Regions from separate parts of the Homo sapiens genome. Here all the other regions are linked to region 1. A link is a loop called in an ENCODE intact Hi-C map of the cell type or tissue named here. Cell type or tissue: ascending aorta. All regions are shown on one strand.

Evidence for each region. Hi-C counts contacts between places; a loop is a spot of excess contacts. Peaks named below come from ENCODE experiments on the same cell type or tissue, not always from the same donor. Only the 100,000 strongest peaks of a DNase experiment are listed, where the experiment ranks them.
Region 2: a loop joins it to region 1, with 6 times the contacts of the local background. A loop is called at or near these places in 6 of 110 quality-filtered maps.
Region 3: it touches region 1 in a loop (3-fold over the local background); 3 of 110 quality-filtered maps call a loop at or near these places.

The regions. Positions count from the first base shown.
Region 1 is chrX:140,761,884-140,769,883 of GRCh38, forward strand. All of the region lies in intron 3 of LINC00632 (long intergenic non-protein coding RNA 632), which reads left to right. Among named protein-coding and RNA genes, the nearest start is that of LINC00632, 56 kb to the left of the region's middle. In ascending aorta, CTCF peaks have their summits at 384 (motif pointing right) and 4,322 (motif pointing right); DNase peaks (open chromatin) are centred at 398, 2,668 and 4,298; H3K4me3 peaks cover 4,067 bases; H3K27ac peaks cover 2,520 bases.
Region 2 is chrX:142,086,247-142,094,246 of GRCh38, forward strand. No RefSeq gene overlaps it. Among named protein-coding and RNA genes, the nearest start is that of MAGEC2, 120 kb to the right of the region's middle. In ascending aorta, a CTCF peak has its summit at 3,134; no DNase peak of the experiment used is centred here.
Region 3 is chrX:142,602,459-142,610,458 of GRCh38, forward strand. All of the region lies in intron 1 of LOC105373345 (a long non-coding RNA gene), which reads left to right. Among named protein-coding and RNA genes, the nearest start is that of MAGEC2, 400 kb to the left of the region's middle. In ascending aorta, a CTCF peak has its summit at 4,458 (motif pointing left); no DNase peak of the experiment used is centred here.

The sequences.
Region 1 (8,000 bases):
CATAGAATAGAACTGGAAATGTAGAAATGAGAGAGCCCAAATTCAGAGGTGTTAGGTTCAGCAAACAGAGCATGACGTTTGGTTCGAGCCCACCTGTAGGACCTTGAGTAAGCCAATGTTTACACTCAGTTTCTGCATCTGAAAAAATATGGCAAAGAAGATGTGCTTACATCACAGAATTGTGGTGAGGGAGGATTAACTAAAATACTATACTTTGGGAAATAGTTTGTAAATTTCAAAGTGCCATTAAAATGTAATGAATTACTATTATAATCATCACTGTCTGAGGTCCTACAGCTTATAGCGACCTCGTCAGTTTTTCGAAAAGAGAGAGAGAGAGAGAGAGAGAGAGAGAGAGAGCACTCTTATCTTTCCCCACTAGATGGCAGGCGAGCCACTTGGTAAAGTACTGATTGGCTTAGGACTCTAGAAACCACAGCAGGATTTTGGTTTGTGAAGCAGCGTAGCAATGGACAAAGGGTGAATTAGAAGTCATGAAAAGCAGAGACAGCCTGTATCCCATCGGTTTGCAGTTTACCAGCATTTCGTGTGTATGAAAACATGGTCTTTTTCTTTTGACTGTGAGAAAAATGATAGCTAAACAAATAATTTATCTAAGAAGGAAAATGTTGAGCCCACTCAATTACAGCTAACAGACTTAACGATTATTTGTAACACCACTTTATAGGTAATGTCTTCATCTATATCAGGGATTGACAAACTGCTTCTGTAACAGTAAATATTTCTGGCTGTGAGGGTTAAATGGTTTATGTTGAAACTATTCAGCTTTGCCACTAGCAGAAAAGCAGCTTGAGACAATATGAAAATAAGTGGGCATGAATAGGTTACTATAAACGTTTATTTATGGACACCGAATTTTGAAATTCACATAACTTACACTTGTCACAAAATATTCTTCTTTTGATATTTTTTGAGCACTAAAAAATGTAAACATTATTTTTAGGTGAAAGATTGTACAAAAAATGACCATAGGCGTGATTTGACTGGCAAGCAGTAGTTTGCAGATCCCTGGGCTAATGTTAAAGACTTCTTAGCTATCAGATTAGCAGTCTCCTTAATCTATATATTTATAACTCTCATAACACATATTTCAATGTGGTTAGTATATTTTTTGCATGTATAAATTACTAAAAATCCATGTGATATTTTTGCCTACATCTGTTATTGTCTTGTTTGTTAAAGACTATAGACAAAAAAATTCAAGTAGTAGGCCAGGCGCGGTGGCTCACGCCTGTAATCCCAGCATTTTGGGAGGCCAAGGCGGGCAGATCACCTGAGGTCAGGAGTTCAAAACCAGCCTGGCCAACATGGTGAAACCCCGTCTCTATTAAAACAAAAAAATACAAATATTAGCCAGGCATAGTGGCGGGTGCCTGTAATCTCAGCTACTTAGGAGGCTGAGGCAGGAGAATCGCTTGAACCCAGGAGGCAGAGGTTGCAGTGAGCCGAGATTGTGCCACTGCACTCCAGCCTGGGTGACAGAGGGAGACTCTGTCTCAAAAAAAAAAAAAAAAAAAATTCTAGTAGTTGGTGCATTGTTCTTGGGTTTGTCAGAAAGAAAGCACACAGTTAAATGTGAATTTCAGTTAAAAAACTAAAAACAAAAGGGATTCACTGCTTTCTCTGAGACTCAATTTTAACTGGGTGAACTAAATTGCTAAGTCTGATATTTGTTCTTGTACTGACCGATCCTCATTTATTAAGGCCTTAATAAATGAAGTTGAATATCTGAAGACAAGACTTCTCCAGTAAAATATGTCTTTGGGGAATTGGGAGAAATATGGATCTTCACTGGCCTGGTTGTTTTCCGTGCACTTTAACGCATTAAAACAACTGTATGGCATTAACAGCTGTTTTTCACATCCATTTTCTAGAAGAACAAATTCTGAGCTGCCAGTCTCAGTTGAACAAGCCATTTAAAATGCTTTGTAAGAATCTCAGAGTAACCTGTGGACAAGCACTTGCCATTTTATGTTGCGAAGGGCTTCAGAGAAATTTGAGGTCTTATAAAGGAATTGAGTAGGAACAGCAAATAAAATCCTCCCAGGCTGGCGTTCTGTGAAACTGAGCTTCCTTCAGGCCGTTTCACAACAGAAACTCGGTCCTCCTCTGAAAGCTTTTTTATACCCCTTGATGGAGGTGTCAAGCGTGCACAGGCAGCAATTCGTAGGGCCTGCTTTAGAGAGGTTTCTTTTTGTGTGTATCTGTTAGGATTCACTACTGGTATTAAATATTAACCCACATTTAATTTGCCTCGTGACTTTTCACGACAGATATTGAATGTTAAATACTCTCCAAATCGGATGTTTTTTCCAGTTTTAAGATTTGACGCCCTTATGATCGAATCCATCCACGACTTTTACAGTTATTGAATAACCAACAGACCCTTGGAGGGTCTCTTACCGCTCTGGACTTGAGTTGGTTAATTCCGCTGCAGAGACGGAGTGGGGCGGGGGCGGGGGTGGGGGTGGGGGTGGGGGTGAGTGGTGTAACTGAGGAAGAGTCCCTGGCATACTGCAACTAGGTCAGAAGTGACAGCATTCAGCCCTCCCCTCCTTAGGGAGTGGGGTAAGGGGGCGACCCCGCCCAGTGCAGAGGGTGGCGAGTCAGGAGCCGACGAATGCTGGAGAGGCCATCCGCAGGGGCGGGTCTCTCCAGAGAGCAGCCGGGTGACAACGTGGCACAGAACGGCACTGCATCGGAGTAGGCACACTGCAAAGACGAGACGAGTCCTCCCCAGAGAGGGGAGGCGGTTAAGGAGAGGAGATTGCGTGGCTCGGAGCAGCCAGACCCGGTAAGCCGACTCCTTCCCGTATTCCGCTTTAACCAAGCTTGTTTCCCTGGCGGCCCCACAAATTCCCTGAGCGGAGCGTCTTCGCTGGCTCGCAGCCAGCCAGTCAGAGCCCACCTCTGCGACCTCCTCCTCCTTCCCATCCTGAGGGCTCCTGCCTCGGCTCCCGGCTTCCTCCTCCGGGCTATCTTTTACCCCTTCGGTAGCTGGAAAATCGCCCTCACTCAATCACCACGGTGGTAAATAGGGCAAAACGAGCAAGGCACTCGCCTCGGGTGCAAAATTTAAGGCGGCACCAAGATACTCAGTAATCAAGATAAAACTGTTCATGCAGTCTCTTTAAAATTCAAAGTTATAGCCAAAATTCCGCAAGAAGCTAGATAAGAAATATTAAATAAGGGCAAGCTCAGACCTTGCACTTGAACGACTTAGCCTCACTTGCCTCACCCGAATCCCCGACGCAGCTAATCAACTCTGAAGTGATTCCCTCCTCTCCGTGGTGCCACGTAGTAGACCTCCGGTTTTCGTTGTGTATACGCCTTCCTGGTTGTGTGGGAAGGGGCAGGGACTGAGCCTCAAGTAGCGCAGCCCAGTGCTTTGTTCACCGAGGCCCTGGGGTCAACGTGGATTTTGGAGTAGCCCAAAGCTGAGAGCTTATGCAGCCGCCCCAAGTTGCAAAGCTTTGCATTGGAACCGCCCGATCCCCACAGAAGCAAAGTTCGAGGGGAAACTGCACTCCCTTAATTAGTATTTAGGAACCCCTTCAATAATTGAATTGAGTATAAAATCTTTAAAGTAACTACAAATAGCAGGGAACGGCTTTTGGAATTGTTTTTCTAGAAGAGGGACGCCTCTATGCTTAGAGATTCCTTGTTCCTCTCTAGCTTCCCATGTGTATTTGGTGGTATGGCAGTTCAGTCTGAAGTTGCAATGATACAAGCACCTTTAATGAGGATCACACTCAATAACTTAGGAAGCACCATTTACCTCTCCTAGTAAGTGACTAGACACTGTTAGGTGCTGGCTAAAAGGGGTTTTCAATTCTTACCCCTAGAGCCATTTAATGCTGATCTTGAATTGTTTGCTGCTATTACCGTTAAGGGAGGCGACAAGGGGGGCAAGTAGCTCCGGAGTAGGGGATGGACTGGTTTTATTTATAAATGCTTCTTTTTGTCTTATGCGGGCCAGTGAAAAATGAGGTAAGAGGAAGATCTGTAAAAGATCTGGAGAAGATCAGGAAACGATTGTTCAAATCCGTGTGCCTTTTCTTAAAATCTTTTGAGGTTTTGGGCTTGACCAGCTCTTCAAAAGGAAGAAAAGGGCACATGTGATCCCTGGCCTGCTAAACAGAGTTTGCTTCCCTTGAGGAGGTATCAAGCCAAATTCTACTTAACCTGGAATGGGGAAAAGGTGGGCAGAACGGTCATTGTCGGCATCGCCAAACGGGGGTCACGGCAGATCCCCTTAGCTGTTGGATTTCTTATAGGCCTGGTTTAGCTGTTCCACGCTGTAGCCAGCAGAGGGCACTGTTGCTACATAGAATCTTTTTTGACTGTTTTTGGTGGTGAATTTTCAGAGCTATTTAAAAAACTTCCATCCAGTAAGAAGTATGAACGATTTTCCATGAAATTTTAATGTGAAAAATAGATTATTATTAAAAACTGATGGATGTCTATTTGGTTGTTAACCCATTGAACCATAGAAAGAGAGTGAAGATGTTCCATAACAATCAAAGATTAAAATAGCAAGAACAAAAAATAAATGTGATAATAAATATCAGCATCATATCCCTCAATTGTTTCGAACATAAGTAGTTAGGGCTTTTGCTCATAGGGATGATACTTAAATTTTCAAATGAAGAAAGTTGATTTGTGAATTTATATTACTCATTTGGAAGAATGAAAACTGGGATATGCATGGTCATGTGATCTTATAATGTACAATTCAGTTTTCTACATAGAAGTCTCCAGTAAAATATGCTTCTACGTGCAGTGGGAATTTAAAAATTAACAATGTAAAAGATGTATAATTAATTATCATAAATGAAATAACAAAGAAAGAATGTGTATGATTCTGAGTAGGATTAGAATTGAAATCTGTTCGTTATGTTTAGGTAATATTTGTAGAAATTTAATGGAAGAGTTGTATCGATACTAATTTATTTCTTACCGTTTTGATAGGAATATGTGGAACAAAAAGAAAATTCATATTGTAGAAACTTAGACTCACATTTTGTGTTAGAACCTATGAGCTACTCTGGGTGTTTTATTTTAAGATGGTTTTTGCTCATTGTTATGCTACAGGTATTATCATACATCTTTTCTAAAGGTGGAGGCCTTCTTTTTTATTTAACCAGAAGTTTCTTGTGTTAGGATGATTTTGAGCAGTTAAGAATTGCAAGAAAAAATCTTAACATCATTAGTTTCAAGTGCATTGTAATGGATGAGTGTGTCATCTAGAGCAAGATTGCATAGCTGTACATTTTGGGCTTTCCTGCTTAATAAATGTGTGACCTCAGACAGATTATGTAACTTGTCTGAGCTTCAATTTCCTCATCTATAAAATAATAATAATAATGCCTAACACATAGGGTTGTATTAAATATTAAGTGAGTTAATATATGTAAAGCAGCTAGAACAGTGCCTGGCCCAGAAAAATTCACTTTATTAGTGTTATTTACCTATTATTTTTTTCCATTTTTGTTAATAATATTTGAACATGATGCATTAATTTCCCCTTAGTTTATTGTTTAGCTCTAGAGCTGCTTAGATTCATTTGCATATAATATTGCTTATTTAATTTTAAAGAAGTGGTTCTATGCACATTTAGTAACTTACGCCTCTTAAACATTGGCTATGCAAGAGAATTCTTGAATAATTTCATGAAGCACTCTTTGTCTCTTACTCAGAGTAGAATATTTTGAAGACATCTTTTCTCTGAAGTTTTTAGACAAGCTATAAACTAGTTTGTATTAGTCAGAGTTCTCCAGTGAGACAGAACCAATGGGATAGCTAGCTAGATAGATAGATAGAGGAGAGGGGATTTATTAGAGAAATTTGTTCATGTGGTTATGGAGGATGAGAAGGCCAAGACTGAGGGACTGACAATTGGCAAGGGCTTTCTTGCTGTGTCATCCCATGGCAAAGGAGAGAGAGGCCAAACTTGCCCTTTTGTAAGGAATCCATTCCCATGAAATGCCATTCCCATGAATGGCATTAATCTATTCATGACGGTGGAGCCTAACCACCTCTTAAAGATCTCACCTCTTAATACTGTTACAGTGGCAATTACGTTTCAACATGAGTTTTGGAGGAGACAGACATTCAAACCATAACGCAGCTCCATGACAGAATTTTCACATGCTCCAGAATGTGAATGACAGCTACTCATTTTAAGGGAAAACAGCTTAGTTTAGTGTAAAAAACATGGATATTGGAGTCTGGAGCTTGGACGCTAGCTGTGTGACTTTGGACATGCCACATGTCATCTTTGAGCTTCTGCTTTTTCAAATACAAGGATGTTGTAAGGCCAAAATATGATCAGGTTGTAAAGGGTTTGCCACATACTGAGTGCTCACATCAAAACATATTAGTTCCATTTCCTTGACCTTACTCCCTTTCTCCTTTGATAATGCTTCATTCAAGGGTAGATCGAAGACCTCAGGACCAAGGAGGAAATGAAATGTTAAGAAGATTTGACTGTAACAAAAGGGTTAGTGTTAACACATCCATTCTGTACCTATACAATAGAAGTGCAATAGTAATCTTAGAAGCTGTGAAAGAGCACTGCTGCTTCCTCTCTCTGGGCCTCTGAATTAATCAATGATGTAATATATATAACACATATAATATATATACTATATTATATATTTATTATATATACTATATTATATATTTATTATATATAAATATATATTTATCACATAATAAATATATATACTATATAATATATTTATTATATATAATAAATCTATAATAAATATACATACTATATAATATATTTATTATATAATAAATATATATTTAATTAAATATATAATTAAATATATAACATATTTATCATATATAATAAAATATATTATATATATTTGTATATGTATAGATTAGTGTATAAGTATATATATTTGTATATATTATATATATATTTGTACTAATATACATACACAAATACATATTAGTATAGGACCTAGTTACTGCCTCTAAGGCTTCATGTCTTTCTGATGGTCATATAATGGAATGAATGGGACTTGAGTTGGATGATGAGATTCCATAGATAGAAAGGAAAGAGGGAGCATTCCAACTAGAAGGAATGGTGTGAGGAGAGGTACAAATGTGATTTTGGTCAGGAGCCAATAAGTAAACTAGTCTTTCCAGAGAACCTTTCTTGGGGAAGGTGCCTTGTAGTGCCCACAAATGCAGGAAGCAAGAATTAGGACAAGGTCACCGATGGTCAGTTCAGAAGGCTTATTGAGTAAGCACAACACAGCAGAGGTACTGTTTGGGGAATAAAAAGCTGGTGGCTATGAGGGTGGACTTGGTTATGGCAAAGTTAGTCAGGAAACTATTTTAACAGTCTGGGGCCAGATCATGGAGGGCCTCATAGGCCCCAATTGCTCCTTCATCTACATTTGCTTCAGCTTTTACATCTTTCTAGACCAGTCCTGTTGTTTTACAGCTGTCTTCCATTTCAGTCTTAGATTCTGTCTTCTATTTGCAAGTGGCAATTCTAAAATCCCATTTGATTTCCATAGCATCTAATAAAATTCGGTTTTTTCTCCACCCCACCCCCCCCATGAAAGCAAATTTTCCATACATTTTGTATGCCAAAACCTAGTAACAAGGAAGAATAGGTCAGATTAATCCTAAATATCTGCTGTTTTATTCACTGCAAACATAAACCCTTTCGTTAATATCAAGACAGCTAAACAACTCCACCTCATCTAAGAAATCTGGCATCTGAAGCCCTTTATGATTTGCCTCAACAAATCTTTTACAGTTTTATTTTTACTGCCCACTTCAGCCGTCCTTTGTTTCAGCTTCATCCCTCATCTAATTCCACGCGTACCCAGCAATTTCGTGCCTCCGCCTTTGTCCCTTCCACCTGCTTGCCTTCTCCTCCACACCCTAAAAATTCTACCCATTCTTCAAGGTCCCATTCAAATGCTACTCCTTTTGAGAGCATTGCATGC
Region 2 (8,000 bases), 1.3 Mb after region 1:
ATAAAATAAGTTCAGTTTCTCTATAAATTAACCATTAAGGTTGAAGGCACAATGATGCAAGACAACCATATGGACTTCAGAGTAATATGGCCTACGTCAATTTTCCAGGATTGTTCTTTCTTTGTTTTTGTTTTTCTCCCTTCCTCCCCTTATTTTCTCTTTATAGGACGTGAGACTTCACACCCTGCTAAAAATGAGCTTTCCTAACAATGTGGGGCCTACCTGTCAAGGAAAAAAACATCTTAGCCATGAGAGATCAGGTGAAACCTGAGAGCAGAGACACATTTTATTCTAAAATGCTTTCTCTGATAGATTTTAAAAAGAAAAGAGGGGAAATGTGAAAGGAAAATAAATCTTGGGACCCCAAAATCACTAAGGCAAAGGGAAAAATCAAGCTTGGAGCTGCTTAAGGCAAGCCTGCCTCTGATTCTATTCCTAAAAAAGATAGCTACTAAGATTTTTTTAAAAAAGGCTACATACCACCCTCACAGGGAATTTCCATGTGTACAAAGGACAGACAGACCTCAAAGTTATCCCTCTGCTCACTGAGATAAATTCATATCTGGTTGTCTCCTTTGGAAAGGCTAATCAAAAACTCAAAGGAATGTAACCATTTATCTCTTACCTATCAATGGCCAGAAAGCCCCCTCACCGTTTTGAGTTGTCCCACCTTTCCAGAAGGAATCAATGTATATCTTACATATATTTGATTGCTGATGTCTCATGTCTGCCTCAAATGTATGAAACGAAGTTGTGTCCTGACCACCTTGGGCACAGGTCATTAGTACCTCCTGAGGCTGTGTCACAAGCACACATCCTTAACATTAGCAAAATAAACTTCCTAAATTGACTGAGACCTTCTCAGATATTTGGGGTTCACAGTTCCCTCCTCCATCTTCAACGCCAACAGTGGTGAGCTGAATCCCTCTCATGATGCCATCTCTCAGATTCTCTTTCTTTCCTTTTAGGGACCTATGGAACTACATGGGGTCTACCAGATAATCTGGGATAATTTCCTCATCTCTTATGATTCTTAAATTAATCGCATCTGCAATTCCTCTTCTGATATGTAACAACATTCACAGGCTTTGGGGATTAGGGTGTGGAAATATTTGGGTGGACATTATTCTGAGTACCACAGGTTCTTATTACCTTACAGATGAAAAACTGGGGCTCAAAGAAATTTAGCAATTTGCCCAAGTGGTAAATATTGAGGCTTCAATTCAATCCTAGTCTGGCCTCTAGAGATGCTATAGTAATCAGTTCAAGGTGAGGGTACAGTGAGAGAACCATAATTCTGCCCACTGATTCTCATTCTCCCTCTGTTCCTGATTCTCTTTGCAACCATTAATAGTTATTTAAGTTTCCATTAGATTTTATTGTATCTCACCATTACAACTGAATGTGAATTTCACTCTAGCAGGACTTCAAGGATTTTGGTAAGCACAGAATGTTTCCTGAGGAATATTTTCAATTCCAAGCAGGTCTAGACAGGTACAAAACACCTGTGCCTGTTTAGGGGATTCAGAATAGATTGCCACCTTCACAAATATCTAAAAGACTAGGAAAAGAAAAACAGGAACATAGGCTCTGGCTCTGAGTTTGCTGAAGTTCTCAGATAACATTATCAGCTTTCTTGGTCTTTGACAGTACCCCAAGATCCATGTCAGAGCATGAAAGCAGAGGACAGAAGTCTAGAAAACCCTTATCTAATGCAGTATTTTAAAAAATATGTATTATTCTTTACATGTGTCTCTCTACTTAGTATTCTTCAGAGTCTTTTCACCAGCCAGGTTACAAACTCTTGAGTGTCTTCTGGAATTAAAATATCTGTGTATTTTAGAGCAATAAAGGAAAAACTGAACAGCCATATCTGGAAACATAATATTTGCTTAATGAAGGTTAGTCTTTCTCTCAGTCTCTGGACAGTCTTCTTTGTGTCTCAACAGTTGCATTTCCTGGAGGGCAGTCATCATTATAAATTCAAGTGACTTTTATAAAAACTCATTTAAGAACAAACTCAGAAATTAGTGCACATGTAATTCATGTATTTACTTGAACACAAGTAGCATAATGACGACTAGTGATGTATAACTCCAGAGTCCAGTACTACATAGTTGTTAGCAATTTATACAGTTGAACAAATGTAAGTAGAAATTAATCATACACTATGCAGATAATCTATCCCAGGCCTCCTTTTCCACCTTTACTATAGGGCTTAAGATGTGCAGCCTCTCAAATCCGAAGACGTTTAAATGATTTAACTGAATACCTATTTAAGCCCACAGTAGAAATAAACCTATTTAACCCTAAAAGCTGGTGGAGGAACTCTAGTAACTATAGTTAACATATGTGTTATGGACTACCTGCATACTGAAGCATATGCTTTCAAAATAATTATCTATAAAACAGATCTGATTTTTTCATTGGTTGTCATGATACCATCAGTGAAGCGTTCTCTGGGGAAATGAACCAACTGGTGAATGATTTCTTTGGTTTTGTTTTATTTGATGAGGAAGGCATGGTCCCAATCTAGTCCTTTATTTTTTATTTGCAATGTTTTTAGAATTGGCAATATTGCACTAAAAATTGCAACACTACACTAAAAAACATAGTATATGCATCCTTCGGCATCTTCTCTTGCCCCTTTCTGTAAGAAAGGGACTAAAATTTGTATCAGTCATTGTCGATTCTTGTATTAGCATGGGAGGAAGAAGAGGTTGAAATAATTGATTGAATAAATGATTGGCTAAAATCAAGTACAGTATGTGGATTTCAGCTAACTGGTTTTTTACCTCATTTAAATACTCTCTGCAAGATAACCTAATACCTCCCATATATAAGAATTGCTTGTGTAAAATTGAAAGCCATATGGAAAAATCATTGATCTATGTGTGTTTTATTATGTAATATTTTCGTCTAACTATAAAATAAAATGTATGGGAGAAAGCTTGACACATAAAATTTCTTTTGAACATAAAAGCAAGAAATATCAAGAATGTTTCCCTAATATAAAGGCTTTCTGCTTTTGCTTTTTATCTTAGAATAATGATGGAATAAATTGCAGCTAGAGAAGTGAAGATGAAAGAGAACTAATCCATAAGCGAGGAGTTGTAACATCAGAAGGACTGTTGCAGATTACCCTGACCCCTACAGTCTGCCAAAGGAAAATGCAGTGCCTGGATAAGTGTCCTGCATATATTCATATGCCAATTTCTCAATAATGATTTCCCCAGATTTTAATACTGGTGTAGAATAAAATCCCTTTTGTTTTTTTATTCAAATAGAGTCATGAAATATTGGAAGTCACAATTAGCATGCAGGATAAGTTGATAGCTAAAATAATCATAGTATTTTAGTTTAAATTCTTCCATTTGAAAAAGTATTTAGCCCTGAATCATAAAAACTTTTAAAGACATAGAGAAATAGGACTGTGGTGGGGTGAGGGGAGGGGGGAGGGATAGCATTAGGAGATATACCTAATGCTAAATGACGAGTTAATGGGTGCAGCACACCAACATGGCACATATATACATATGTAACAAACCTGCACGTTGTGCACATGTACTCTAAAACTTAAAGTATAATAATAATAATAATAATAATAATAATAAAAGAGAAATAGAAGCCAAGGGCTCCTCACACTTTTCCATTATATAATGCAGCTATCTTTTAAATTTGCTTTCTTCTTAACTAGAAGGTCTAGTATGGCATTCAATCTGAGAAGTAATCGGCTTTCTTTTCCTAAGCTTTTTACAAAGGAAAACCTGTGAACAATGGAGTTTCCTAAAGATGGAGTTAGTGAGTGTTCAACATATGTTTTTTGATAAGTGAATGCACTGGTCTAGGCTCTGGGATAAAAGCTAAGTTCACAAATGGATATACTAGCATAGTTTTCATTTTTAAAGAATGTATATGATAGTGGGGAGAGAAGGCACATAAGACATAAGCAGATAACTGTAATTTCTAATGTTTCAATAAAGACACAAGGTAGATGTCTGCAGCACAGAGGAGAATTTTTTTTTCTGGAGACGGAGTCTCGCTGTATTTCCCAGGCTGGAGTGCAGTGGTTTGATCTCGGCTCACTGCAACCTCTGCCTCTCGGGTTCCGGTTCTCCTGCCTCAGCCTCCCAAGTAGCTGGGAGTACAGGCATGCCCCACCACGCCCGGCTAATTTTTGTATTTTTAGTAGAGATGGGGTTTCACCATATTGGCCAGACTTGTTTCAAACTCCTGACTTCAAATGACCCACCCGCCTAAGCCTCGCAGAGTGCTGAGATTATGAGCGTGAGCCACCGCGCCTGGTTGAGAAGTACTTATTCTTGATTTAAACTGAAAAATGAGTGGTTTCTAATGAAATTAAAGTAGGTAACATTGTTAAGGTATGTTAGAAATTTGCTATTTTCTTTTAAAGTATCTAGTTATAAGTAGTCTTTCTCTTGGTAAAAGTTGAGTTTAAGAGTTGTAAAATAAAACTAAGCATATGAATTATATTACTATTGCTCTTAGTTGACTTCTAAATAGTATCTATATCAAGCTAAACAGGTATAGCAAGTGTATATTGTTGTTGTTGTTGTTTGATATGTGTATAGATTTGATTTGTTTTTGTGAGCACTGTTGACCCCAACTCATTCAAGTATCCAATCACGGTGATTTTATTAATATACTAATATATACTTATTAATATACTCACTGGTGAGCTGACTCATATAACTTTCCAGCCAGAAAACAGAGTGACTTGCTTTTTTTACACTATTTTCTTTTTACTGTCTTCGTTTTTCTGTTCATGTCCTTTGATTCACATCTTACCACCCTGGTAACTCATGAGATACTCATCATTATCCAGGAAAGGATATTCTACTTCCTCTCTTCCAAAATGCTCAAAGTTTGAGTGTCCCAGAGCTTAGTTCTTTATTCACTTCTTTTTGCTTTCTACACTGACTACCTAGGCGATTTCAGATTCATAGATTTAACTGTTCTTTATATGCTACTGCCTTTCAAATTTGACATATCTTTTGAACACATATTCCTATGTGCAATTTCCTACTTGACATTTCCTCTTGTCGAAAAATGAACTCTGAGTTATTTCCCCCAGTACTGTTTCTTCACCTTAATAAATGGCATCACCATTCACCCAGTTTCTCAGGACAAATGTGTTGCCATCCTTTATGACTTTCCTCAGCACCACCACCACTATCCAGTGCATCAGCAAATTTTGTTGGCTCTAACATCAAACTATATTCCATAGTATATTATGTTATTCAAGATTATAAACTTATTGTAAATGTATCATTTCTATAACCATTTCTACTGCCTGCTCACTAGTAGGAGCAACCATCCTATTTTCCCTTGACTATTGTAATAATCCACACTGAATACTTTATTCATGTTAGTTCAGTCTTTGGAGTCAAGGAGTTGTAAGTCTGATCATTTTAATTGTGAAATGAGTGCTCAAGGTGGAATGGAGGCCAAGAAAATTGGAAGTGAGAAGGTCAAGTAGCTAAGAGTCCAGGGTGTAGTAGTGTCATCTGTATGGATTTTGAAATAGCCAAATTGATGATAATCATATGATTAGAGAGCAACATAGAGAACAAGGTGCTGAAATCTAGAACATGAAATGAGTGAGAGGGAAAACCCTTGGTCCCATGTATTTGCACTTGCTCTACTTCCCTCATAACTCTCATAACGCTATACTTGTTCATGGGTTCTTTGCCTTTCAGATTTAGCTCTTTGTTAATGACCTCACTCCCTGCATTGTTTTCAGTTCACATTCCTCAGAACAAGGAGCAGATCAGCTCTGTCTATTCATGTTTAGGTGGTCATTTTTTCAGTGTGTGGCAGGCCATATCACAGTTTGCCCTTTGCTCATGTTCCTACCTCTGATCTGCTTAACTGTAGCCAAACAGTGAAAAGGAATGACAGAGCAAGGATAAAGGGATCATGACTACCTAGCGTTGTACCTTCAGCAAAAATTAGATTGAGGGGTTTATCTTATACACTAAAGCTTTGAAAGCACTTTAGACACGACACACAATAATTGAAATCTCTATATAATGGGGTTGTGCCAGAGACTGTGGTAGTGAAACAGCAGAGATGAGGTGGGCAGTATGGGGAAGTCATTTTATAAATTCCTAGCATACATGTACTGTCATCTTAATTGAAGAAAACAAAAAACCTGATAATGTATATAATTACATATATTTAATATATGCATATATATACACACAAACTATATACAATTTTTATTTATCAAATGTGTGCCCAAAAACGCTTAAAATAAAAAGAGAGAAAAGCAAACTGAGTATATACATGACTTTACTTGGTGCTTGATGCATCCTAGATATTAAAATGTGCTTTGATTCCTACTTCCATTCAATCACCGAGTGTTTATTACGCAGTCACTCTCTGCTGGGTATTTGTATTTGATGAGTAGTGAGTCCATGTAAGGATAATTAGGAATTCTGTGGCTCTGGGACCAAAACCTTACTTGCTTTCTCAACTCAGGCAAAGATAACTAGATCCTCACTCATTAAGAAGGATCAGCAATGCTATATAAATGATTCCTCTTACTGCACTTGCCCTTAATATAAAGTAAAAGGATGGATAGCACACTTACTTCATTGGAAATTAGAAAGATTAATTAAGTCAGGAAGCAGTGCTTTGAAGACGAAAGTGATTCCTGAGTGTTAAAGTGCTAGATAAGTATCCAGCAGTTGCAGGGACGATGCAGTCTGCAATAGTGTGCCAGGAATTGAAGGCACACCATAATGCTTTAGAATTACAAAAGGCATTTGCTGAAAATTCAACTGAGACAATGAACAGCTTGATAGCCTTGGGTTTCTGATAAAGTATCATTCTGTTTTCAAGTATATGGTATCCAACAGAAAATACAAACATACGTCTTAAGGATAAAATGAGATTTAAGTGGACAAGATGAATAAAGTGTAAAACCCCATCATGGTGTATATCCTAATGTTCAGAACATGCGTGAGGAAAAAGACCTATATTGCATCACCTGATTTGAGTGATACAAACTAGAACAAAGGAGTTTGGAGGCAGAGTTGAATGCACATCAAAGATGCTCCCCAGATCTGAGAAATTTGATAAGATAAAGGTTGAAAAATGGAGAACATTGATTTGGAAAGGTGCCATAAATATTTCTTGCGTGATTGCAAGGGGTGGGAAAATAAATGGAGGAATGATACATGATTGTACATTGTTTGCTCATTTATTTTTTTGATTGCCTACTTTTAAAAATTTATCCTAAGTGTTATCACTTGAATTGTGCCTCCCTCTGGAAAAAAACATAAACAAATAAATAAAATAAATAAAATAAAAAAAGTTGAAGTTCCAACCCTCAGTAGAATTTCACCTAAAGTTACCTTTGAATGTCACTATATTTGCGATTGAAACTTCCCAGATGATTTAGTTGTGATTAGGTCATTAGGGAAGACTCTACTCTGATATGACTGGTGCCCTTCTATAAAAGGGAAAATTTGGACACAGAGACACACCCACAAAAGAAGAATATCATGTGAACATGAAGGCAGAAATCAATGTGATGCCTAATGATGTCAGAGATCACCGGCAACCATCAGCAGCTGGGAAAGAGGCATGGAACAGATCCCCCCTCACAGCCCTCAGAAGGGAACCAACCCTGCCAACCCTTTGCCCTCCAGCATCTACCCTTCAGAACCGTGAGGCAACACATGTCTGTTGTTTTAAGCCATCCAGTTTGTGGTACTTTGTTAGGGCAGCCCTACAAAATGAGGACGCCTAGGATAGTGAAATATCCAATTAAATATACATATATACATTTTATTTTTCATTCAAATGAGTCTGTGCTCACTGGCTGCATGTAGGAAAACTTTCTGTAAAAGATGAATATTTTAGGCTTTGGTCTTAGGCACAAGTATTGAACTCTGCTGTTATCGTGCAAGAACAGTTGGGTAGTAAGTAAAGAATTGGCATGAATGTGTTCCAACAAAATAATATTTATG
Region 3 (8,000 bases), 1.8 Mb after region 1:
TTTACATCGATATCATTTGTTGTATGAACTATTACAAGAGGAACACTCTCACTTCCTCTAGTCTTGCTTTATCTCCTTGCCATCAGAATGAGCTTATTTTCTTTTTTTCAACTTTTATTTTAGGTTCAAGGGTACACATGCAGGTTTGTTATATGGGTGAATGCATGTCATAAGAGTTTGTTGGACAGTTTATTTCCTCAGGCAGGTATGAAGCCTGGTACCCAATAGTTATTTATCCTGATCTTCTCCCTCCTCCCACCCTCCACCCTCCGACAGGCCGCAGTGTATGTTGTTCGCCTCTATGTGCCCATGTGTTCTCATCATTTAGCTTCCACCTATAAGTGAGAATATGTAGTATTTATTTTTCTGTTCCTGCATTACTTTGCTATAGATAAGGGCCTCTAGTTCCATCCATGTTCTGCAAAGGACATCATCTCATTCCTTTATTTTATGGCTGCATAGAATTCCACAGTGTATATGAACTTTTTCTTTATCCAGTCTATCATTGATGGGCATTTAGGTTGATTCCAAGTCTTTTGTATTGTGAATAGTGCTGCAATGAACATAGGGGTGGCATGCGTATTTAGGATAGAATGATTTATATTCCTTTGGGTATACACCTAGTAATGGGATCGCTGGGTAGGATGGTAATTCTGTGTTTAGCTCCTTGAGGAACTACCACACTGCTTTCCATACTGGTTGAACTAATTTATATTCTCACCAACAACATATAAGCTCTCTCTTTTCTCCACAACCTCGCAGCATCTGTTATTTATTTATTTATTTGTTTATTTTTTTACTTTTTAATGATAGTCATTTTGATTGGTGTGAGATGGTATCTCACTGTAGTTTTTATTTGCATTTCTCTAATGATCAATGATATAGATTTTTTTCATATGCTTATTTGCCACATGTAGACCTTTGTCAGATGTATAGTTTGCAAACATTTTCTCCCATTCTGTAGGTTGTCTGTTTATTCTATTGGTACTTTATTTTGCTGTGCAGAAGCCCTTTAGTTTTAATTAGATCCCATTTGTCGACTTTTTCTTTTGTTGCGATTGCTTTTGGTGTCTTTGTCATGACCTCTTTGCCCATTCATGTGCCCAGAATGGTATTGCCTAGATTGTCTTCCAGGGTTTTTTACAGTTTGGGGTTTTACATTGAAATCTTTGATCTCTCTTGAGTTGATTTTTGTATATGGTGTAAGGAAGGGGTTCAGTTTCAATCTTCTTCCCATGGCTAGCCAATTGTCCCAGCACCATTTATTGGATAGCGGTTTCTTTCCCTATTGCTCGTTTTTGTCAGCTTTTCCGAAGATCAGATGGTTGTAGGTGTGTGGCCTTATTTTCAAGCTCTCTATTTTGTTTCCTTAGTTAAACTATGTTTCTGGCTTTGTACAAGTACCATCTTGTTTTGGTTACTGTAGCCCTGTAGTATAGTTTGAAGGTGGGTAGCATGATGCCTCCAGCTTTGTTTCTGTTTTTGCTTAGGGTTGCCTTGGCTATTCAGGCTCTTTTTTGGTTCCATAAGAATTTTAAAATATTTTTTCTAGTTCTGTGAAGAATGTCATCAGTGGTTTGATAGGAATAGAATTGAATCTATAAATTACTTTGGGCAGTATGTTCATTTTAGTATTGATTCTTCCTATCAATGAGCATGGATGTTTTTCCATTTATTTGTGTCATCTCTGATTTCTTTGAACAGTGTGTTGTAGTTCTCATTGTAGAGACCTTTCACCTATATGGTTAGCTGTATTCCTAGGTATTTTATGCCTTCTTATTTTCAAATGTATTTTTCAGACTGGTAAAATTTTCAGACTCATCAATCCATTTTCCTGGGCAATAAAGTTCAAAGTTTTTGTTGTGTTACACAAAGTCCTTTATGATAACATCTCCAGCCATAACTCTCACCATTCCGTTTCTTGCACCACAGACTCCACCTACCTCTCTATTTCTGGGACAACTTACCTAGCATTTATTAGTTAGCTTTATCATTAATTTATGCCCATTCCAAATAAAGGTAATCTTTTGACCTTTGTAACTCTACTCTCTGTCTACACTAATTTAACACATTTATTTCTGAAACATTGATATTCTCTATTAAACTAAAAGCTTCTTAATGGGAATGTCCCCCCACCCAGTATCTTTAAAAAATTCTCCTAGCATTGTACCTACAATATCGTTGGTACTCAGTAGATTTTTATTGGATGAATTAATAAATGCCCTGAGAAAATATTGATAGAATCCAATGATTTGGCATAAAATGATGCCCATACAGAGAAAGAATGAAAAATGTTTGAATTTGTTCTGTGTAAGCAAAACTCTGATGAAAAAGAGGTAAAGGTCATATTAGAGTGTGTTAAGGCAAAATATAGTCCTTTGAGAAAAATTAAAAATGTAGTATGACAGCCAGAGAAAATAGACTGTAATAGCCCTATTTATCTAAAACATAAATGTTTTCATGTTTAGAAAAAAGAATTTAAAGAATAATGGTTTGGGAAAATAGTGAAAATAATTGCTGCATATTACTAAGGAAGTAACAAGAACTGATCATCTGGCAACTGGAACTCAGCTCAAAGCTTATTTTTCTTCACACAATGCAATTTTTCTGATGTTATTATGGCAGGATATTCCAAAATGATGTTCTCTCTATTAAATACCACATACACGTAACAGGGAAATCCACTTCACTCCTTTAAATGCTTTGGTATAATAAGGTTGGGGTTCTAAAGAAGAAACTAACTCTTTGTGAAGAGAAAGGAAAACCAGCATTTTTTTTCCTCAAATATTGGTGAATAGAGCCACTGGTGAATTGTGCTGTAAGTCCCCAAAAGATAAGTTCCTGTCTCTGTGATGCCTGCATTCTAACACCAAAACAAATGAACAAGTTTCAAAGGTGATATTTTAAAGTTCTTATTGTACGCTTCTCTCTTTTGTTGGTACTATTTGTGAATGCACAGTTGACTGCCTCCTAAACTGGAGTACTTCATGGAGAACTTCGAGTGCAGGAGGCTACCCAGCATGTAAATAAAAGCTGGCAATGCTCACAAAGAATAGTGAGCAATGTTCTAAACCTGACAGTGGGTTTACCGGATGGAGAAAAGAGAGAGGACTTGATCTGGATTTCACAGAAAGGGTCTGAAGAACAAAGGAGCCATTATTTATCCTGACCTTCAGTTCAGCATCAAATATTGACAACACATCTATTTTATGTCATTCACAGTATGTGTGCCAAGAGTAGAGATAAGCACTATAAATATATCCATTGAACAACTTCATGCAAAGTACTGTAGAGCAGATGTGTTGCCTAAAAGTCTTGGAATTACCTATGTACTAGAATAAACCCCAACTAGGCCATGGTAAATGAATTTAGGAAACAAGTGTTTATCTATTACTCAACAAAAAAGCATTAAATATATACTATAAATAAGCAAAGCATTGGTAAGTAATGTGAGAAATACAGGACAAAAATGTTGACAACAATAATTAAACTCAAATTGCCAAGCTACCACTTGTGCAAGTCCAATCAATGCTAGATGCTATAGACTTGAGGCTGTGAGAAGACTGGGAGAGTCCCTTCCTCCAGAGAACTCATGCCTTTATGCTTACCTTATTATGAAGAGACAGTCATCCATTAATTTCACAATAATTTATTGAACACTTACTATTTTAGGCTCTGAGAATTCAGTAGTAAACAAAGTAGACAAAAACCTTGCCTTCCTTCTAGTGGGAAAATGTAGGGCCCAGCCCCACAGGGTCGGTGGGTCTCTCCCCGTGTGCAGAGATGAGAGAGTGTAGAAATAAAGACACAAGACAAAGAGATAAAAGAAAAGGCAGCTGGGCCCGGGGGACCACTACCACCAAGTCGCGGAGACCGGTAGTGGCCCCGAATGTCTGGCTGCGCTGTTATTTATTGGATACAAAGCAAAAGGGGCAGGGTAAAGAGTGTGAGTTATCTCCAATGATAGGTAAGGTCACGTGGGTCACGTGTCCACTGGACAGGGGGCCCTTCCCTGCCTGGCAGCCGAGGCCGAGAGAGAGAGGAGACAAAGAGAGAAACAACTTACACCATTATTAGAGACTTTTAGTACTTTCACTAATTTGCTACTGCTATCTAGAGGGCAGAGCCAGGTGTACCGGATGGAACATGAAGGCAGACTAGGAGCGTGACCACTGAAGCACAGCATCACAGGGAGACGGTTAGGCCTCCGGACAACTTCGGGTGGACCTGACATCAGGCCCTCCACAAGAGGTGGAGGAGTAGAGTCTTCTCTAAACTCCCCCCGTGGAAAGGGACCGGGAGACTCCCTTTCCCGGTCTGCTAAGTAGCCAGTGTTTTTTCTTGACGCTGAGGCTACCGCTAGACCACGGTCTGCCTGGCAACAGGCGTCTTCCCAGATGCTGGCATTACCACTAGACCAAGGAGCCCTCTGGTGGCCCTGTCTGGGCATAACAGAAGACTCTCACTCTTGTCTTCTGGTCACTCCTCACTATGTCCCCTCAGCTCCTATCTCTGTATGTCCTGGTTTTTCTGGGTTATGATTATAGAGCAAGGATTATTATAATATTGGAATAAAGAATAAGTACTACTAACTAATGATTAATTATATTCATATATAATCATATCTAAGATCTATATCTGGCATAACGATTCTTGTTTTATATTTTATTATACTGGAACAGCTCGTGTCCTTGGTCTCTTGCCTCGGCATCTGGGTGGCTTGCCGCCCACAGGAAAAGATAAGCAAATAGCTTGGCAAAATATGTAGTGTGTGGCCGGGTGTGGTGGCTCACACCTGTAATCCCAGCACTTTGGGAGGCCAAGGCGGGCAGATCATGAGGTCAAGAGACTGAGACTCTCCTGGCCAACATGGTGAAACCCCGTCTCTACTAAAAATACAAAAATTAGCTGGGCGTGGTGGTGTGCGCCTGTAGTCCCAGGTACTCGGGAGGCTGAGGCAGGAGAATCACTTGAGCCCAGGAGGCGGAGGTTACAGTGAACCGAGATGGCGCCACTGCACTCCAGCCTAGCGACACAGCAAGACAACGTCTTAAAAAAAAAAAAAAAAGTAGTGTATCATTCTGTGACATGTAGGGAAAAATAAAGTAAGGAATGAAGAGAAATGCAGGTTGGAGGCTTCCTCTCAGCCCCAGAGGCATAGGTAGGTTAGAATCCTGAGCAGTCCTGGTCCTCTTGTGATAGTTATTGTAAACCAAACTAATGGGCATAAAGTCATTTGTTTTGATGATCATCAGCTAAATGATCAAATGAATGTTGACAGTGAAGGGAGGGGTTATCACGAGATATGCAAAGATTTCTAGGGCATCCTTTCAGTTCTTCTAACTATGCGGAGTTCTGAGACAGGGCAATTGTAACTAGATTAGCAATCATCTGCTGGACTTCTGCTATGAAGTCAGGAGAAGCTTTGAGAGGAATGCCCTGATCCAGATCCCACCGAAAACAGGGATTCCCTCTTTGTCAAATTCAAAATGTCTGGAGGATAGAATATTAAGTATAAAACTGCAATGGCAGTTTTCTCAGTGTGGTTTTTTACTAATATTATTTAATTTAAAATGTTCAAACTTCAAATTAATATGTCTTCAAATTATAAAGTGGTCTTTAACTGAGGCAAGAATAGGGTCACAGAAACTAGATATTACCTTGAAGAGCAGAGCCAAGGACAGGCTACTGCTATGCTTCCAAGAGTCCTTGCTGACAATGAAAATAACCATCACTAGACTTGATAGAGGATTTTTACATACTCCTTTTCTGTAAGAGAAATCTATTACTAAAATTGGATCAACAAAACCCATAATTTATGCTATCTAGTCTCTGTACACACTAAGTCCATGATTATGGAAATAAGTCTCAGGAATCAGGTTGGTGAAATCAGAAATTTCATTCTACATCAAAGCTCACCCAAAGTTGACAATGTAAGAAGAGAAACAAGATGTGTAACCAAGTAACTACAAAGCAATAGGTTGCCAGTGTCAGGATATCTTTTTGAGCAGCAGCAGTGTTTTGGAGCCCTTAAAAAACTTCAAAGCAGTCAAATACCCTTGAGGTTTGCTTTAACCTGGGAGACTTTATTATTCTCATGATACTGTTTTTGGAGCAAAGTTGTCATTCATGAAGCTGCCACAAGAAAGATAAAGCAGGCAACAACTTAGGATTATTCAATAATGTAGCTTATTGACCAAGGTTTATGAAGTTCCAAGAAATTATTTGTTCTACATTTCACAATCTTTTCTCACTTTCAGACCCCACATAACACACTACCATAATCCCTTCCATTATTGGGAAGGATGAGATAAATCTGTGTACCACTGCAACTTTAAAGCCCTTAGTTAAGAAATATTTGCTGTCTGCCCATAAGCACCTCACCTCTGACTATCTTCTAGTAATCAGCACTCTAGTTTTCTGGGCTGTTCTAGACATCTTGGCACTTGCATCTCTTCTCCATGTACTGAATGGTTACATAATTAGAGATAGCCTACATATTAACTCGAAAAATTGTGAAAAGAATTACAGACAAAAGTAGGGTGGATTATGGGATAATGTTTTAATATTACTGGTTAAGGAAGTACAAGTTAGAAGGTTACAGTATTGCCTTATCCAAGAAGAAATGACCGCAGACCTATGATGCTTAGTGAGGTGTATAGAATTCTCTTCCAGTTTAGATTGGAAAGACACTAACAGTAGATGGTTTGGACTTGTGCCAAATGAAAAATCCACACCTTGTGTCCAGGAATGATATGGCACTAACACCTTTGAGAAGCTTTAGGCTTTTATCAGGTGGAAATGGTAGAGTCAGAGTGACAGTAGGGGCATGAATTGGGGAGGAAGTGATAAGGTTATGTCAGACAGGAGTGTTCTGACAAAAAGGCATGGAGGTATAAAGGTACAAATCATGTCAGAAGACAGTAATTTGATCAGTTTGCTGGGGGTAAAGTTGCAAACAAATGAACAGTTAAAAATGAAATTGGAAGTGTAAATTAGGGTCAGTTGTATGACTCTGAATGGTCAAAGATTGAAAACTAGATCTAATATCTTCACTTATAAGTAATGAATGACAGACTTGAGTTTTGAGCCTTATTTATTATTACACAGGAAATATCATCATCTTTTCCAAACAAAAGTTACCTTCAAAATTTGCTTTGGATACTAGAGAACATTGATCTCAGAAGGTACTATTCCTTTTGTGATGGGTGTCTATATTTTCACATGTAAAATGTACTCTCTCTAGAATAACCAATGATGATATTATAACTTTATATGTGTAATTACTACCGATGGTTTCAAAACGTTTTCCATCACTTTAATATCCTATTTGGAGCTCACGAGAATGTCCATGGAAAATACCAACACAGATTTATTAGAGTGAGACTGGAAAACTAACTTTTACTTTCAAATGGGTAACAAGGCCATTCTGTCATTAATTCTCCCCATGAATACTGAACTAATCTAACTCTCAAGAGTACTATTAATTGACAAGCACACAGTGACAGAATGTGTTATCTGTTTTTTGAGTTAATTTGTATTGATCCAAAAATATGTCAGTGGAAACTGCTGTTGCAAAACCGTCTCCCTCAAACTGCTGATGACTTTTATGTCAAGATTTCTAAAGATGACATCCTAAAAAATAAAATATAAAATTCCATGACTTTTAAATGAAAAAAGTCCTCTTTTGATAAATTGTGTGTATCAAAATGGCCTAAGATTGTCCAAGGATGTCTTTATGCATAATGAACTGGAAGTCTGAGAAAGAGAAACTCTGGTTTGTTTCTCTCTTTTTTTTGTATTAGAGAATAACTGTAACCATTTTCATATAAAAATGATTCTAGGTTGGGCTGTATACCACTAACTGATTTTTGTGCATTTATTAGTCCGTTCTCACACTGCTATAAAGAACTGTCCAAGACTGTAATTTATAAAGAATAGTGATTTAATTGACTCACAGTTCCACATGGCTGGGGTGGCCTCAGGAAACTTACAATCGT